3 separate regions of the Mus musculus genome follow, and regions 1 and 3 are each linked to region 2. A link is a loop called in an ENCODE intact Hi-C map of the cell type or tissue named here. Cell type or tissue: left cerebral cortex. All regions are shown on one strand. Region 1 holds the start of Gm51649 (a long non-coding RNA gene). Region 2 has its middle 46 kb from the start of Gm41976. Region 3 overlaps Gm51649 (a long non-coding RNA gene).

Region 1 (2,500 bases), 80 kb before region 2:
GAGATGCAGGGGAGGGGCGCTATGAAGCAGCAGCAGCCAGGAGGTGGGGGAGTGAGGGCACAACGCGGGAAAGGCCCTTCCACAGGCGGCTCCCACGGACTCAGCCTGCAGAAATGGAAGTGCAGGCATAGCAGCACGTGCCACGGGTTTTCCTTGGCAGATCCCCCCATCACTGAACTTGAGATCACAGCAGTTATACGTATTGCCTTATAGAGACGCTAAGAACCATCTTTCTAGAAACAGCCAGAGAAAGGGGACCATCTTATACTAATATTTTTAAGTAAATTTAAAAAATTTTTAAAAAGCAAATTGTAAACTTCCAAGCATAGTTTGATTTCACTTCCGTGACAGAGAAGACAGAACGGGGGTGAAGGAAAGAAGGAACAAGCTCTAGGCAGCTTAGTCATTGGAGACGGGGAAGGACAACTGTTGTGTAGATGGTACCCTGGGAAGGATGAGATCAAGGGCTACGGCACAAAGCTGGAGTGGACCCAGCACGTTCATTACATCAGCGACACACTCCGCTGACCCACGTATGCTTTCTTTCGTTAACTAGCCACAGCTCTGACCTGCTCTAAACACAGAACCTCCCCCTGCTCTAAGTCTGGGGAGGATGGGGGCTTCTGCAACTAACACCCGCAGGTAATGAGGCGGTGTCTTAGGGCACAGGGCGAACATGATGAAGCTGGGCGGTGTATGTGGGCATCGCTGCAAAGGATCTGCAAGCAAGGGGCTCTGGACGAGAGGGGAAGGGGAGGAAGGAGGCAAACTCCACCCACATTCGTCCCTTCTCTACTTCAGGACAAGAGAAAAGTGGTGGGCCGGGGTGGGGGCAGATAAAAGAGAGCAAGGCCTAGGAATGGCCAGCAGAGGGATGTGCAGTGTTAAGAGGAAAGGGCTCCAAGTCAGGAAGCTGGCACGTGGCTGCACCTCAGCTTCTCAGATGAAGTTATGAGACGGTGGTATCAACGGTCTCGTGCAGCTAGGTGCTGGGGCTGCGTGGGCATCGACCCTGTTACATAAGCATCTGTTTTCAACGATGTTTTCAGCTCTAATGCCCACCACAGATTCCCTCGATTATGTTCACCTCCTCAGCACTGTTTCTACTCTGTCTCCGGGCATCCTATCACATCCAAGGGAAGATGTCCTTCATCTTTGCCTTGACTCACGTGCAGCCAAGGTACCCCGGTGGGCTCTTTCAGAAGCAGGATGAAAAGCCAGTGCAGGCTAGGGTGGCGGGGATGCCTGGGATTAGAGCGATACCTCTGGCCCTGCTCACCCTCTCTGCCAAGGTTTTAGTTTCTGCTTCCTGGCCTGTCATTCGATGAATGGCCTCTAGGATGCGCTAGTTCTCTGTAACAATGTGCAGCTTCCCAGACTATGACTGCAATGAACAGACAAAAACCACTGGAGGGCAGCATAGAGTTACTTTCCCTTTTTACTACTAGCATGATGTGGTTTTCAATACTCTTTTTTTCCCCCCATAAAGATGACTGTGCAACAGATCTAGTGCTGGCATAGTGTTCAAGAAAAGGCAGAGACACCTATGCACCTCCACCTCTACCCCCACCCCAGAGCAGCTGATGGCTTCAGGGGAAGCAGGAAGGCTAGCTTCCTACTGCCTTGAACTTCCTACTGCTTTGAGGCGGGAGGTGGGTGTTTCTTCTCCCTCTCTCTCCCTCTCTCCCTCTCTCCCTCTCTCCCTCCTCCCCTCCCCCTTCCACTTCCCCCTCCACCTCCCCCTTCTCCCTCTCTCCTCTCCCTCCCTCTCTCCCCCTCCCCCTCCCTCCCCACCCACCTCCCCCTCTCTCCCTCTCTCCTTCTCTCCCTCCCTCTCTCTCCCTCCCCCTCCCTCCCCCTCTCCCTCTCCATCTCTCCCTCTCCCCCTCCTTCTCCCCTCCCCCTCCCCCTCCCCTTCCCCTTCCCCCTCTGTGTTTATACTATGTAGGCCAGACTAGTCTCAAACCCGAGATCTTCCACCTCAGCTTCCTGAATGCTGACACTGTCTGTCAGTCACTGTTCCTGAAGCATGTGTTCCTTGTACTTCTAGCAAAGCAGGAGCCTTCTTTAGCCCCCAGTGGGGGGTCTAAGGACAGATCCACAGCTGTGAGTCAAAGCTGCATTGCTTCAGGCAACACCCAGTTCTTTTTCTCTCTCTGCCCCAGAGGGAAGTTTCTAGAACTGTGGAAGATATAAAGGTAGAAACACTAAGAAAAACAGAAGTCATTGAAGACCAGTTGTACAGCTGGACCCTTGTTTTGAAGCTTTCCAGAACAAGTAAAGAAATCGAAGGGTAGGTGCTGAAGCTGCCCAAAGGGCCTGTGTGTGCGTGTGTGTGTGTGTGTGTGTGTGTGTGTGTGTGTGTGTGTGTGTGAATGTTCATGTGTGAGTGCACAGATGCATGGATGCACATACATGTGTTTTCATGTGGAGACCAGAGGTTAGCATGTATGCTTCCCTTCCTTATATTTAAAGTAAGGTCTCTCACAAAACCCAAGGT
Region 2 (2,500 bases):
CTAGTGAATAAAGAAGGGATCGCAAGGTTAGTTACCCCTTGACCAATGGTGTGTAAAAGCCACAGTGAACATTCTAGAAAGGGCTCAGTAAATCGGCATGCTTGGACTACACTTGGCTTTTCGCTTTTATAGGTAGTACTTTTGGGCACTCGTCCATGCCTATTCTTTTTTTACATATTGGCTTTAGCTGCTTCCTCAGTGGTTAAGAAAGAGGCCACAGGGTCTACCAACTAAAATATTTGTTGTCTTGGCCCTCCAAAGAAGAATTTTGAGAAATCTGATATAAGTAACAATCCCCAGTAGCTGCTAGTGCCCCAAGAAGAGAAACAACCAGACACTGCACCTGCGACAAAAATGTTGCCACCCCCAGAAAGTCACCTAACGAGACAATGATGATAATACTAGTAGTAGTAATAATAGTAGTAGATAGTAGTAGTAGTAGTAGTAATAATAATAATAATAATAATAATAATAATAATAATAATAATAAACTGAAACTGGTGAACCTAAGTATCGATTTATAGGATGTCCGGGAACAGAGCACTCAACAACACAAAAGGATACAACCAGCAAAACCAAGAATGTGGAAAACACTACAAGGGGAAAAAAAAAGATCACATTGCTTAAACAAACAGTAAGGCTCAAAAGAGAGTGGAGAAGGAAATTTACAGATTGAGTCCTTGAGAAAAACATTCCAACCAAACACATAGTGTGGACCTAATTAGAATTCTAATTCAAATAAACCACTTGTAGAAGAAAGTCCGGGTTGGAGAAATGTCAGCACTACTCAGAGATTTGAAGAGATTAAGAAATTACAATCAATTCCTGAGAGCACGGTATTGCTGCAATGTTCCTTTAATCTGCTCCCTTTTAGAGACTGGTACTGAAATATTTATGGGTAGAATCATACAATGGCTAAGGTTTGCTTCAAAGAAAAACCCCAATGGAGAGGTAGAGTAGGAGGCTTAAGTGAGAAAAAAAAATGGCCCTGAGTTGATAATTATTGTGGCTAGGTAATGATTCTTGGGGGTTATTTATTATTCTATACTACTTTGTACCTGTTTAAATTCACCACAAAACATCCATCTTTTAAAAAGTAGGCAAAAGGGACAGCAGTGTGAGAACACAGTACACAGAGGACGCGGTGGCCATAAAGGACACCAATTCTGAGCAGTAGTTGGCAGGTGTGGGCTTAAAGAGACATCAGAGATTTCCTGGCTACAGCTAGTGCTGGAGGATGGGCAGAAGAGAGGAGAGACAGCATAAGCAAGCGCCTGGGCTCTAGAGGGGTATTCTTTCCACAGACTTCCAGAATGTCTGTTTTGGAAGAGTGTGGGAAGTGACATCATCTACACCCACTCTACCTTCTGCTGCTGTCTAACATCAGGGCTTACAGCTGAGCAAGGCAGCCCCTGCTTCAAGGCTGGAGAGATGGTTCTGTGAATGAATCATTTATGCTGTACAAGTGTGAGGTCTGGTGTTTGGATAGCTAGCACCCACCTGAAAAGTATAACAGGCAGCCATCTTTAATCCCAGCATTTTAGAGGCAGAGAGAGGGGATCCCTGGTGCTAACTAGCTAGCTAGGCTAGGAGAAATGTTTGAGATCCAGGTTCAGACAGAGAACCAGCCTCAATAAATAAAGGTAAAAAGAGATTGAGGAAATCACTTGCTATTAATTTCAGGCCTCCACATGCACACACGTGCATGTGTACATACACATACTCTCTCACACACGGACACACACACATATATTCTCTCTATCTGACTCTGACTCTGTCTCTGTCTCTGTCTCTCTGTCTCTGTCTCTCTGTCTCTGCCTCTCTCTGTCTCTCTCTCTCTGTCTATATGTGTGTGTGTGTGTGTGTGTGTGTGTGTGTGTGTGTGTGTGTGTGTGTGTGTGTGTGTGCAAGAGAGCAATAGAGACAGTGAGAGTCCCTGTCCCACCAGGTCAGAAGGTTTTCTTCAAGAGGACCAGTTTGTATGTTGAAAATGGAAATGCCCCTACAATTCCTGCACCACCAGGTTCTGTGTTCTGCAGGGAAAGCCCAGGCCTGCTCCCCTACCAGCATGAGTCCTCTGACCACTCAGTCCTCTCAGGGCAGATTCATAACCTATATTCTCTTTCTGGGGTGATCCACCCAGTATCTAACATGGTGGCTTTCAGTGGACTTTGGAGTTCCCTGGTGGCTGTGAGACTTCTGGCTGTGAGTTTTTCCAGTTGGAGTCCATAGCATCCATTGGATTTTCAGAAGGTTCTCTGATTACAGCAGCTAAACATCACTACACTCAAAGTTTAACAATTTTTGACAAGAACATAGGAGTAGGTCCAGATGTATTTTAATTATATCTACCAGAGAAACTTTAGACATCAACATATGTTCTCTATGCTGGCTAGTCTTATGTCAACTTGACACAAACTAGAGTCATTTTGGAAGAAAAAAACTCAATTAAGAAAAATGCCCCCACCAGAATGACCAAGTGTATGGTGCATTTTCTTGA
Region 3 (2,500 bases), 75 kb before region 2:
TTCGGGAAACCAACATCCAAGGGGAGAGGCCAATTAGAGCGCTATTGTGATAGTGTAGGTGACAGTGGCCTGGCCAGAAGAGAGAGAAAGGAGGAATGAGTGATATCTAGCATTTGGTTTGGGCAACTGGATAGATGGCACTGCATCCTGAGCCAGGACTAATGATGGGGTGAAACCATGTCAGAAGGGGGTGAGGAGTTTTGTTCCTATAGTGTTATATCTTAAACATGAGACAAGAGTGCAGAGATATCAACCAAATATTTTGCTACAAGAATCAAAGGTTTGGGGACTGGGGATGTGGCTCAGCAAGTAAAAGCGCTTGCTACAGGAGCTTGAGGACCTAAGTTCAAATCCCCAGCACTTACGGTAACATCAACAAAACAAACAAACAAACAAACAAAAAGCCCTGGGCATGGCTGTACACAATGCCTGTAACCCATGAGCTGTGTGAAAAGGGGGTACAGAGGGGTGTGAACAGGAAGATCACTAGGGCTTCCTGGCCACTAGCCTAGTTCCAGACTCAGTGAAATACCCTGTCTCAAGGGAGTAAGCTGGAGAGGGGTGGGTCAGGACACACACACACACACACACACACACACACACACACACACACGGACACACACACACAGGAGTTGAGTAAATAGAGAGTCCTAGTTGATGCCACCCATGAAGACTGTAGGCACAGAGGAAGCCCAGAACGATCCTGGGTCTTATTAACATTGCTCTATGTGGTCTAACAAAAGTGTCTCAGATTTACAACAGGACTGCGAGGTAAGCATTAAATCCCACCAGGGCTTACAGTCTGCCCAAGTAACAGTAACGTCTACAAGCAACCTTGTAATAAGTCAAGGATGAACTGGACTCCTGCCATCCACCCAGTGTTTTGATGGTCCCTGCGGGGGACACTGGGGCAGAGAGAACACCTTAGTGGAGCAAGCACCAGCTGTGCAGTCAGGGGATACGACGTGGACCCCCGGCTCTGTCACACAGAGCCAGCCGCTTGGCCTCGTCAAGCCTTTGTTACCCAATATACAAATCGACATTGCTCTCTATTTTCTCTTTTCATCTATTCTGTGTCTGTCATGTGCCAGGTACTGTGCCAAGCAACGGGGACGCAGCACTGAGCAATGGAGAGGCGGCGCCGGGCAATAGAGACGCAGTGGAGAGCAGACAGGCATCTCTGTGCACAGCCCAGAGTGGGAAACAGACAGGTAAACAGGCAATTACAATACCGGTGATAAGCACTGTGGTGGCGGACATGCCGCTTCCCTCTTCATAAAGAAAGCCATGCCAGCCTACGCAGACGTTGGAGTTACACATAATTTCCTTTCTCCCAAGCCTATATGTAATAATAGTCCCGTGTGAAATGTTTCTGTTCTTTATAATGGTACCTATTATTTCCATTAGTATAAATAACACAAGCAAGGCACCTAGCGCATAGGCAGGGCTCAATCAGCAGTCATTGTTAAGGTGGGCTCCTGACCTGGCACTATCTCTTGCTTTGGGGCTCATTTTTCTCTGCAGTAAATTAGGAATCATAACAGCTATTCTATAGGTTCATTGTGAAGATCACATGAATGGTATATGTGAAGACATTGTGTAAGCTGGAGGGAATTATATTAAAGAATTTCACTAGTAAAGACCCGCTCTTGTGCTACTTGGTAAAATTACAAACCTTACGCTATAAGAAGTCTTAACCCAAGCTCTTGCTAACCCACACAGCAAGCTTGAGGAAATCGCTTAACAGGTTCTTCCAGGAAATGGCATTCGTAACCCATTTCCTGAGGAAGCAGATGAAGCTCCTGTCTTTCGAACATGCCTGGAGAGCCTTTGGAGGAAACAGCCTGGCACTCGGAGAATCCTCCTCCTCACTCGGCCCTTCCCTTACCAGCATTTGGCTCACCCCACTGTAGGCAATAACACCAGAGGGAAACTCCCAGGTTGGTTTCTAGTCTGCTTCCTGCATCACCAGAGTCCTGACTTGGTGCCAAGGAGGAGGAATTTGTAATGCTCTCTCTGTGTGTGTGTGTGTGTGTGTGTGTGTGTGTGTGTGTGTGTGTGTGCGCGCGTGCCTGCCTGCCTGCCTGTCTGTCTGTGTGTATGCAGGTGTGTGGTGGGTGGGCTGTCAGCTGTTTGGATGATGATGGAGAAGGCCCCAGGAGAAGCAAAGCTGAGGGAGGGGCCGGAAACTGGCAGAGGAGCTGACTTCCTGCAGTAAATCCCTGCCTGCGAAAAAACCTGCGGGATGCTGTGTACAGAACAGAAGGCAGGAGACGCGGGGTTCTAGAAGCCCTGAAGAGGGCAAGCAAGAAGACTCCTCGTTTCCTCAGCTGATTGTTCAGATGGAGTCGACAACCCACACAATCACACCGCATGGCTGGCTCCTGCTCAGCCATACAGCAGACACTGTTCTCAAACCTAGAGCTAAGACAAAGTCTCTGCTTACACTCCATCCAGCACAAAATGTATACACGTCTGCGTGTTGAGGAAGCAAGAGCTA

What was found. Peaks named below come from ENCODE experiments on the same cell type or tissue, not always from the same donor. Only the 100,000 strongest peaks of a DNase experiment are listed, where the experiment ranks them.
Region 1: a loop joins it to region 2, with 2.6 times the contacts of the local background. A loop is called at or near these places in 3 of 42 quality-filtered maps.
Region 3: it touches region 2 in a loop (5-fold over the local background); 3 of 42 quality-filtered maps call a loop at or near these places.

Annotation. Positions count from the first base shown.
Region 1 is chr1:154,785,050-154,787,549 of GRCm38, forward strand. It overlaps Gm51649 (a long non-coding RNA gene), which reads left to right and starts at 1,936. Exons shown (of 4, transcript XR_003948055.1): 1 at 1,936-2,293. It also overlaps a transcript of Cacna1e not described here. In left cerebral cortex, a CTCF peak has its summit at 1,385 (motif pointing right); a DNase peak (open chromatin) is centred at 1,367.
Region 2 is chr1:154,864,828-154,867,327 of GRCm38, forward strand. It overlaps a transcript of Cacna1e not described here. Among named protein-coding and RNA genes, the nearest start is that of Gm41976, 46 kb to the right of the region's middle. In left cerebral cortex, no CTCF peak of the experiment used is centred here; a DNase peak (open chromatin) is centred at 1,349.
Region 3 is chr1:154,789,726-154,792,225 of GRCm38, forward strand. Gm51649 (a long non-coding RNA gene) reads left to right here. Exons shown (of 4, transcript XR_003948055.1): 4 at 1,092-1,634. It also overlaps a transcript of Cacna1e not described here. Among named protein-coding and RNA genes, the nearest start is that of Gm51649, 4.0 kb to the left of the region's middle. In left cerebral cortex, no CTCF peak of the experiment used is centred here; DNase peaks (open chromatin) are centred at 1,173, 1,988, 2,131 and 2,327; H3K27ac peaks cover 1,235 bases.